2 separate regions of the Homo sapiens genome follow, and region 2 is linked to region 1. The links are chromatin contacts, found by Hi-C or POLR2A ChIA-PET in ENCODE. All regions are on one chromosome and are shown on one strand. The core of a region is the stretch at or near the end of the contact, and the rest is flanking DNA. Distances in the headings are between cores, read along the strand shown. Region 1 overlaps ADGRE1 (adhesion G protein-coupled receptor E1). Region 2 has its middle 7.7 kb from the start of ARHGEF18.

Evidence for each region. Hi-C counts contacts between places; a loop is a spot of excess contacts on that map. ChIA-PET counts read pairs that join two places held with the same protein, here RNA polymerase II (POLR2A). Pooled maps may share reads with other maps.
Region 2: a loop to region 1 is called in a pooled map, with 4 times the contacts of the local background. The contact joins two enhancer-like sites. A Hi-C loop is called at or near these places in 1 of 168 maps with a recorded cell type or tissue (breast epithelium) and 2 of 50 pooled maps. POLR2A ChIA-PET finds 5 or more read pairs at or near these places in 3 of 52 experiments (CD8-positive, alpha-beta memory T cell, GM12878 and naive thymus-derived CD4-positive, alpha-beta T cell).

The regions. Positions count from the first base shown.
Region 1 is chr19:6,925,006-6,929,431 of GRCh38, forward strand. ADGRE1 (adhesion G protein-coupled receptor E1) reads left to right here. Exons shown (of 21, transcript NM_001974.5): 16 at 1,361-1,596; 17 at 3,140-3,206. All of the region lies in intron 1 of LOC105372256 (a long non-coding RNA gene), which reads right to left. Among named protein-coding and RNA genes, the nearest start is that of ADGRE1, 40 kb to the left of the region's middle. RefSeq lists an enhancer at 1,280-1,519. Within about 2 kb of position 1,251, at least 2 of the 41 ENCODE cell types and tissues checked have a DNase peak (open chromatin) inside an H3K27ac peak, as active enhancers do.
Region 2 is chr19:7,339,190-7,343,303 of GRCh38, forward strand. No RefSeq gene overlaps it. Among named protein-coding and RNA genes, the nearest start is that of ARHGEF18, 7.7 kb to the right of the region's middle. RefSeq lists enhancers at 1,983-2,092, 2,153-2,222. Within about 2 kb of position 2,047, at least 9 of the 41 ENCODE cell types and tissues checked have a DNase peak (open chromatin) inside an H3K27ac peak, as active enhancers do.

The DNA.
Region 1 (4,426 bases), core at 1-2,500:
CACTCACTTCCCAGCTTCTTACCTGCTTGACTCCTTGTGACAGCTCTCAGTTTAAACTTATGTCCCTGATCGTGTTATGAATTATAGTGGTTCCTCCTATTACTTGTTTTTGTTTGTTTGTTTGTTTGTTTTTGATACTGAGTTTCGCTCTTGTTGCCCAGGCTGGAGTGCAATGGCACGATCTTGGCTCACTGCAACCCCTGCCTCTTGGTTCAAGCAATTCTCCTGCCTCAGCCTCCTGAGAAGCTGGGAATACAGGCATGAGACACTATGCCCGGCTAATTTTTTTGTATTTTTAGTAGAGACGGGGTTTCACCATTTTGGCCAGGCTAGTCCTGAACTCCTGACCTCAGGTGATCCACCCGCCTTGGTCTCCCAAAGTGCTGGGATTATAGGCTTCAGCCATCACGCACGGCCCCTCCTGTTACTTTCTAAACCAGAGGTTCTCTCCCTGGGTGCTTTTTGTCCCCAGGGGAGACTTGGCAATGTCTGGGGACATTTTTCCTTGTCACAACTGGAGCAGCGTGCTACTGCTCTCTGGTGGGTAAAGGTTAGGGATACTGCTAAGTATCTTGTCGTGCCCAAGGCAGCCCTCCACGGCAGAGAATGACTCTGCAATAATGTTACAGATGTCGATAATGCTACAGTTTAGAATCTCTACTTCCCTTTATTTTTCTTTTCTTTTTTTAAATTTTTAATTTTTTTAGTTTTTTTGAGACAGGGTCTTGCTATGTCACCCAGGCTAGAGTGCAGTGGCCGAATCACAGCTCCTTATAGCCTACCAGGCTCAAGCGATCCTCCCACGTTTGCCTCCCAAGTACCTGGGACCACAGGCCTGTGCCACCATGTCTGGCTAATTTTTGTATTTTTGTATAGAGAGGGGGGTTTCATCATGTTGCCCAGTCTGGTCTCAAACTCCTGGGCTTGAGCGATCTGCCTGCCTCAGCCTTCCAAAGTGCTGGGATTACAAGCATGAGCCACCACACCCAGCCAGTAAAACTTTATTTACAAGGCAGGCAGCCAGCCTATGGGGTCTAGTTTGCTGAACCCGCCTGTTTTCAACCATTCCCTAAAGTAGGGTGATCGACAATCAGTTTTCCTAAAACTCTTCCTGTTTTAGAACTGAAAGTCATGCGTCTTGGGAAATCTTAGGTCCAGACAAACCAGGACCATGGGTCTCCTTACCAAGAAGTGCTCCTCCCTGTGGTCAAGAACCACTGCACCTCTCTATAAATGTTTGTGAGATGAATGAGTGAGCTAGGTTTGGGGAATTTCCAGCCGAGGAGTCTCTCTCTTCCTTTCTTCCTTTCGATTTCTCTCTGGGGTGGAGGATTCTGATGCGCATGCTTCTCCCCTCCAGATGGGCTGCGCCATCATCGCGGGCTTCCTGCACTACCTTTTCCTTGCCTGCTTCTTCTGGATGCTGGTGGAGGCTGTGATACTGTTCTTGATGGTCAGAAACCTGAAGGTGGTGAATTACTTCAGCTCTCGCAACATCAAGATGCTGCACATCTGTGCCTTTGGTTATGGGCTGCCGATGCTGGTGGTGGTGATCTCTGCCAGTGTGCAGCCACAGGGCTATGGAATGCATAATCGGTGAGTGACATCCTCTCTCTTCCTGAAGACCCTGCTGCCAGGGCTTATGGTGATAATGACATGAGCAACAAGAAGAGTAACAACAGTAGCAGTAGTTGTGGCTACCATTTATCGAGCTCTTCTATTATGTACTATTGGTTTCAGGACCACCATGTACAGCAGCATGGGTTGTGCACTGCACAAATCCAGGATCACTACTATTTGAGGTTTATGTTCCAGGAAGAGAACATCTGGTTTACCTAACTTGATTATTTTCCTTTTCTTGCGTGTATGACATGGGGGGTGGTGGGGGTGAAAGTGGGAAAGGAATACTTCTGCATGGTGGTGTGCACCTGTAATCCCAGCTACTCGGGAGGCCGAAGCAGAAGAATCACCTGAACCCGGGAGGCGGAGGCTGCAGTGAGATGAGATGGCATCATTGCACTCCAGCCTGGGGGACAAGAGCGAGACTTCATCTCAGAAAAAAGTGGGGGGAATATTGGGGTGCTGTTATTGAACATGACGGAATGGTTGTTGTGTTGTAAAAGCAGCTAATGTACACTAGAGACATAATAAAAGGAGCCAATCCTTTCTTCCTCCCTCCCACTCTCCCTCCCTCCCTCCTCCCTTCTTCCTCCCTCCCCTCTTCCCTCCCTCCTTCCTTCCTCCCTCCCTCCCTCCCTTCCTTCCTTGCCTTCCTTCCCTTCCCTCCCTCCCTCTCTTCCTCCCTTCCTCCCTCCCTTCTTTCCTTCTTTCCTTCCTTTCTTCGAATAAACAATTTTATGAAATATCTTGTCTATGCTAGGCTGTGCTCTGAGTGCTGAGTATTCAGAGATGAACAAACACCTAAGGCCCAAATTCTCATGAAACTCATAGTCTAGTAGTGGAAGACAGTTTGCAGTTACACAAGCAATTAAACAAGGTAACTTACGATAGTGATAGCTGCTGTTTTAAAAATGCAGTGAGCTCTGCTAGATGGATACCAGGAGCAGAGACAGGTTGCCCTATCTAAGGATAGTCAGGAGTGGCTTCTCAGAGGAGGTGACATTTGAGCTGAGATTTATTTATTTATTTATTTATTTGTTATTTATTTATCTTGAGACAGAGTTTTGCTCTTGTCACCCAGGCTGGAGTGCGGTGGCGTGATCTCAGCTCACTGCAACCTCCACCTCCTGGGTTCAAGCGATTCTCCTATCTCAGCCTCCCAAGTAGCTGGGATTACAGGCGTGAGACCCCACGCCCGGCCTGAGCTGAGATTTGAATGATAAGGTGTACCAGTGGAGAGTTCTGCATAGAGGGAAACAGGATTACAAAGTTGTGAATTGGGAAATGAGCTCAACCTTGGGCACTAGGTAAACATTTCAGGTACATTTGCCCAGGAAGAAGGTCTAAAAGAGGAAGCGCAGTGATCTAAAGGAAACTGAACTGCAACCGGGACCATCCTGAGCATCATCTGAGTCTCACCTCCCAGTGTTCTCCTCCACTAGGGCATTTGTTGGGACAGGGTTAACTGTAAGGTCAGGACTCTGAGACAAGCGCTGACTCCTCCTATTTCTCTCCACAGCTGCTGGCTGAATACAGAGACAGGGTTCATCTGGAGTTTCTTGGGGCCAGTTTGCACAGTTATAGTGGTAAGCAAATACTACAACAGCCTGGCGAAGTGTGTTCTGAAGGAGGAGCAAGGAGACCTGCGAGATCTGGAATTTCCAGGGACGTGTGCAGCTGAGAGGGTCACTTATTCCCATCAAAAGTTCTCCTTTCCAGGCCGGGCGTGGTGGCTCACGCCTGTAATCCCAGCACTTTGGGAGGCTGAGGCGGGTGGATCACCTGAGGTCAGGAGTTCGAGAACAGTCTGGCCAACTTGGCGAAACCCCATCTCTGCTAAAAATACAAAAAATTAGCTGGGTGTGGTGGCGAGCACTTGTAATCCCAGCTACTTAGGAGGCTGAGGCAGGAGAATCGCTTGAATCCAGGAGACATGGAGGTTGCAGTGAGCCAAATTCATGCCACTGTACTCCAGCCTGGGCAACAGAGTGAAACTCCGTCTCAAAAAAAAAAAAATAAATAAATAAGTTATCGGCCAGGTTGCGGTGGCTCATGCCTGTTATCCCAGCACTTTGAGAGGCCCAGGATCACTTGAGGTCAGGAGTTCAAGACCAGCCTGACCAACATGGAGAAACCCCATCTCTACTAAAAATACAAAATTAGCTGGGTGTGTTGGCACATGCCTGTAATCCCAGCTACTCAGGAGGCTGAGGCAGGAGAGGAGAATTGCTTGAACCAGGGAGGCAGAGGTTGCGGTGAGCCGAGATTGCGCCATTGCACTCCAGCCTAGGCAACAAGAGCAAAACTCCATCTCAAAAAAAAAAAAAAAAAGTTCTCCCTTCCAATCCTTCATTCTTGAGATTTCGAAGTTACAGAGTAATTTCTTTGACTTGGGAATTTTGTTTTTCCTTCTGAAAGGCAAATACCCCTGGGAGGGACCATAATTGTATCCGTCTTGTGCACAGGTCCATGAGTCTCTCTGAAGCAGTGTCATTGTCTGGGGGTAATAATGCCTGAGGTTCGTTGCCTCATGCTAAGGAAATCAAGGACACAGACACACACAAGGAGTGAGTTTAAGAGCAGAGGTTTAATAGGCAAAAGAAAGAGAAAGGAGACTAGCTCTCTGTGTCTTGCAAGAGAGAGGGCCTCCTGAGTGGGACTTCTGGCCCGCAGCAAAGTGCAACAGATTTTAGACTGGCTTGAGGGGGCGGTGTCTGATTTACATAGGGCCCAAAGATTGGTTGGACCCAGTGTGACATTTACGTAGAGCGCGAGGAAGCTGGCCACCCACCCTGATCTTTTATTA
Region 2 (4,114 bases), core at 797-3,296, 410 kb after region 1:
CACGAGGTCAAGAGATTGAGACCATCCTGGCCAACATGGTGAAAACCTGTCTTTAAAAATACAAAAATTAACTGGGCGTGGTGGCACGCACTTGTAGTCCCAGCTACTCGGGAGGCTGAGGCAGGAGAATCGCTTGAATCTGGGAGGCAGAGGTTGCAGTGAGCCGAGATTGTGCCACTGCTGGGAGACAGAGACTCCCTCTCAAAGAAAAATAAAAAAGAAAGAAAGAAAAAGAAATGCCACTTGAGGTGGCCACCTGTTGTCCAGCTACTCAGGAGGCTAAGGTGGGAAGATCGCTTAAGCCCCTGAGAGGTTGAGGTTACCGTGGGCTGAAATTGTGCCATTGCACTCCAGCCTGGGTGACAGAGGGAGACCCTGTCCCCCGACCCCCCCAAAAAAAAGAAGAAAGAAAAGAAAAGAAAAAAGAAAATATTAGAAATCATGTAGACAAATTAAGACTGTAGAATTTCATAAATACATGTTCTAATTTCCAATATAATTTCAACTACAGTAAGATGATAATCAGATACATTCCTTTTGGTGGTTGCTATTGCCGCACTCTTAGATATGAAGTGAACAGCTCCCTGAAATTCGCACTCTCTGGGCTTCTGGGAACTATATTTTCATCATTCTTTGGCTCCCGTCTGTGCTTTTCTGAGACATGCCTGTTCACACCCTTTCTTTCTCTTTTTTTCTTTTCTTGCTTTTTCTTCTTCTTTTTTTTTTTTTGAGACAGAGTCTCCCTCTGTTGCCCAGGCTGGAGTGCAATGGCGCGATCTCAGCTCACTGACGCAACCTCTGCCTCCCAGGTTCAAGCGATTCTCCTGCCTCAGCCTCCCAAGTAGCTGGGTCTGTAGGTGCCCACCACCTGCCCAGCTAATTTTCACCATGTTGGCCAGTCTGGTCTCGAACTCCTGACCTCAACTGATCCACCTGCCTCAGCCTCCCAAAGTGCTGGGATTACAGGCATGAGCCACCAAGCCCGGCCCCAAATTCTTAATTTTCTATTTCTGTTGTGTTTTTTTCTTATCAATGTGTGAAATCTCTTTGCATATAAAGGTACCAACCCTTCTCAGGCAACCAATTCATCTTTCTTTATTGCTTTTGTATATACTTCCCTGATAATTTATAAAATTATTCTGTTAGTTATATTTATTTTTATTATAAGATTTTTAACAGATGTTTATATAGTTTTTTGTTTGTTTCGTTTTGTTTTGTTCTGTTTTGTTTTTGAGACAGGGTCTTGTTCTGTCACCCAGGCTGGAGTGTGGTGGTGAGATCTCAGCTCACTGAAACCTCTGCCACCAGGGTTCAAGTGATTCTCCTGCCTCAGCCTTCCGAGTAGCTGCAATTATAGGTGCCCACCACCACACCCAGTTAATTTTTGTATTTTTAGTAGAGACAAGGTTTCTGCATGTTGGCCAGGCTGGTCTCTAACTCCTGGCCTCAAGTGATCCACCTGCCTCAGCCTCCCCAAGTGCTGGGATTACAGGCATCAGCCACTGCACCCGGCCACGTTTATATAGATTTTTATGTATTAAGTATTTCTGTGGTTTCATTCATAGCTTCTGGGTTTTCTGTCTTAGTTAAAACACACACACAACAATTTCAAAAAAAGCATGTTTTCAACCCTCAATTGTAAAAATAGCCTTGTAAATTCCTTCTATGATCTGTATTGGTTTATTGTTCACATTTCATCTTTAACCCAACTGAAATTATGTTGTTTTCTGCAGCACAGGAATATTTCACTCTGCCACGTCTCTGTCAAAAGTGGGAGAAAAGGCCAGGTGTGGTGACTCACATTTGTAATCCCGGCACTTTGGGAGGCCGAGGAGGAAGGATCACTTGAGGCCAGGAGTTTGAGACCAGCCTGGCCAACACAGTGAGACTACTCCAAGAAAAAAATAAGCGTGGTAGAAGGAAGGGCAAACCCGTGTCTCACACCCCATGGCCCTCACTAACTCAGGCTGCTGCCTGGCCCCTGTAAGCCTTCCGGCTTTCCACAAGGGTCGGTTTTTTTTCCTGTTTTGCTTTCTGTGGTCTTTCTGGCCAGAGGAGAAGCCATGGGGAAGTGCTGCCCCCACGTGGCCATCTCCATGATAGCAGCTAAGGCTGGAAGAAAAAGGCTTTTTGTTGTTGTTGTTTGAGATGGAGTCACTAGGCTGGATTGCAGTGGTACGATCTTGGCTCACTGCTATCTCTGGCTCCCAGGTTCAAGCGATTCTCCTGCCTCAGTCTCCCGAGTAGCTGAGACTACAGGCGTGTGCTACCATGCCCGGCTAATTTTTGGATTTTTAATAGAGACGGGGTTTCACCATATTGGCCAGGCTGGCCTTGAACTCCTGACCTCACGATCCGCCTGCCTCGGCCTCCCAGAGTGCTAGGATTACAGGCATGAGCCACCGCACCTGGCCAAGGCATCTTTTAAAGCTGAAAGCAAAATAGGTTCACAGGCCCCTGCTTAAAACCCTCCAGGGGCGGCTGATGCCTGTAATTCCAGCATTTTGGGAGGCCGAGGTGGGAGGATCACTTGAGCCCAGGAGTTTGAGATCAGCCTGAGCAATATAGCGAGACCCTGTCTCTACAAAAAATAAAATAAGGCCGGGCAGGGTGACTCATGCCTGTAATCCCAGCACTTTGGGAAGCCGAGGTGGGTGGATCACCTGAGGTCAAGAGTTCAAAACCAGCCTGACCAACATGGTGAAACCCCATCTCCACTAAAAATACAAAAAAAAAAAAAAATTAGCCACGTATTGTGGTACATGCCTGTAATCCCAGCTACTTGGGAGGCTGAGGCAGGAGAATCTCTTGAACCCAGGAGCCGGAGGTTGCAATGAGCCAAGACTGCGCCATTGCACTCCAGACTGGGCAATAGGGTAAGACTCTGTCTCAAAAGGACAAAAATAAAATAAAATAGCAAGGCGCGGTGTTGTATGCCTGTGGTCGCAGCTACTCCAGAGGATGAGGAGGGAGGCTGGCTTGAGCTTGGGAAGTCGAGGCTGCAGTGAGCTATGATCACACCACTGTACTCCAGCCTGGGTGACAGAATGAGACCCTGTCTCTCAGAAAACAAGAATAAAAACTTTATTTACAAAAGTAAGCATTGGGTTAAACTTGGCCTAAAGGTTATACTTTGCTGACCTGTGTTCTATTGCATATATTCTGCTGGACGTGATGGCTCACATCTGCAATCTCAGCACTTTGGGAGGCCGAGGCAGGTGGATCACTTGAGGCCAGGAGTTTGAGGTCAGTCTGGCCAACATGGTGAAACTCTGTTTCTACTAAATATACAAAAATTATCCAGGTGTGGTGGCACATGCCTATAATCCCCAGCTATTCGGGCGGCTGAGGCAGGAGAATCGCTTGAACCCGGGATGCGGAGGTTGCAGTGCAGTGAGCCGAGATCACGCCACTGCACTCCAGCCTGGGAAACACAGTGAGACTCTGTCTCAGAAACAAACAAACAACACCACAAAAGAAGAAGGAAGGAAGGAAGGAAGGAAGGAAGGAAGGAAAAAAAATCTCTCCAGCGGTACATACCCAAATGTTGAAAGCAGGGACTCAAAACAAATGTTTATACACCCATGTTCTTTTTTTTTTTTTTTTGAGATGGAGTCTCGCTCTGTCGCCCAGGCTGGAGTGCAGTGGCGCGATCTCGGCTCACTGCAACCTCCGCCTCCCGGGTTCAAGCAATTCTCCTGCCTTAGCCTCCCAAGTAGCTGGGACTACAGGCGAGCGCCACCACGCCCAGCTAATTTTTGTACTTTTAGTAGAGACGGGGTTTCACCATGTTGGCCAGAATGGTCTCGATCTCTTGACCTCGTGATCCACCCGCCTTGGCCTCCCAAAGTGCTGGGATTACAGGCGTGAGCCACCACGCCCAGCCTATACACCCATGTTCTTAGCAGCATGATTCACAATTACCAAAAGATAGAAATAACCCAATTATCCACCAATGGAATATGATTCAGATGCAAAAAGAAGGAAATTCTGACACCTGCTGACATGGATGGACCTTAAAGACATTACGCTGGGTGAAAGAAACCAGGCACAGTAGGACAAATCCTGTGTGATTCCACTTATAGGAGGTCCCTACCGTCACTAGATTGACAGA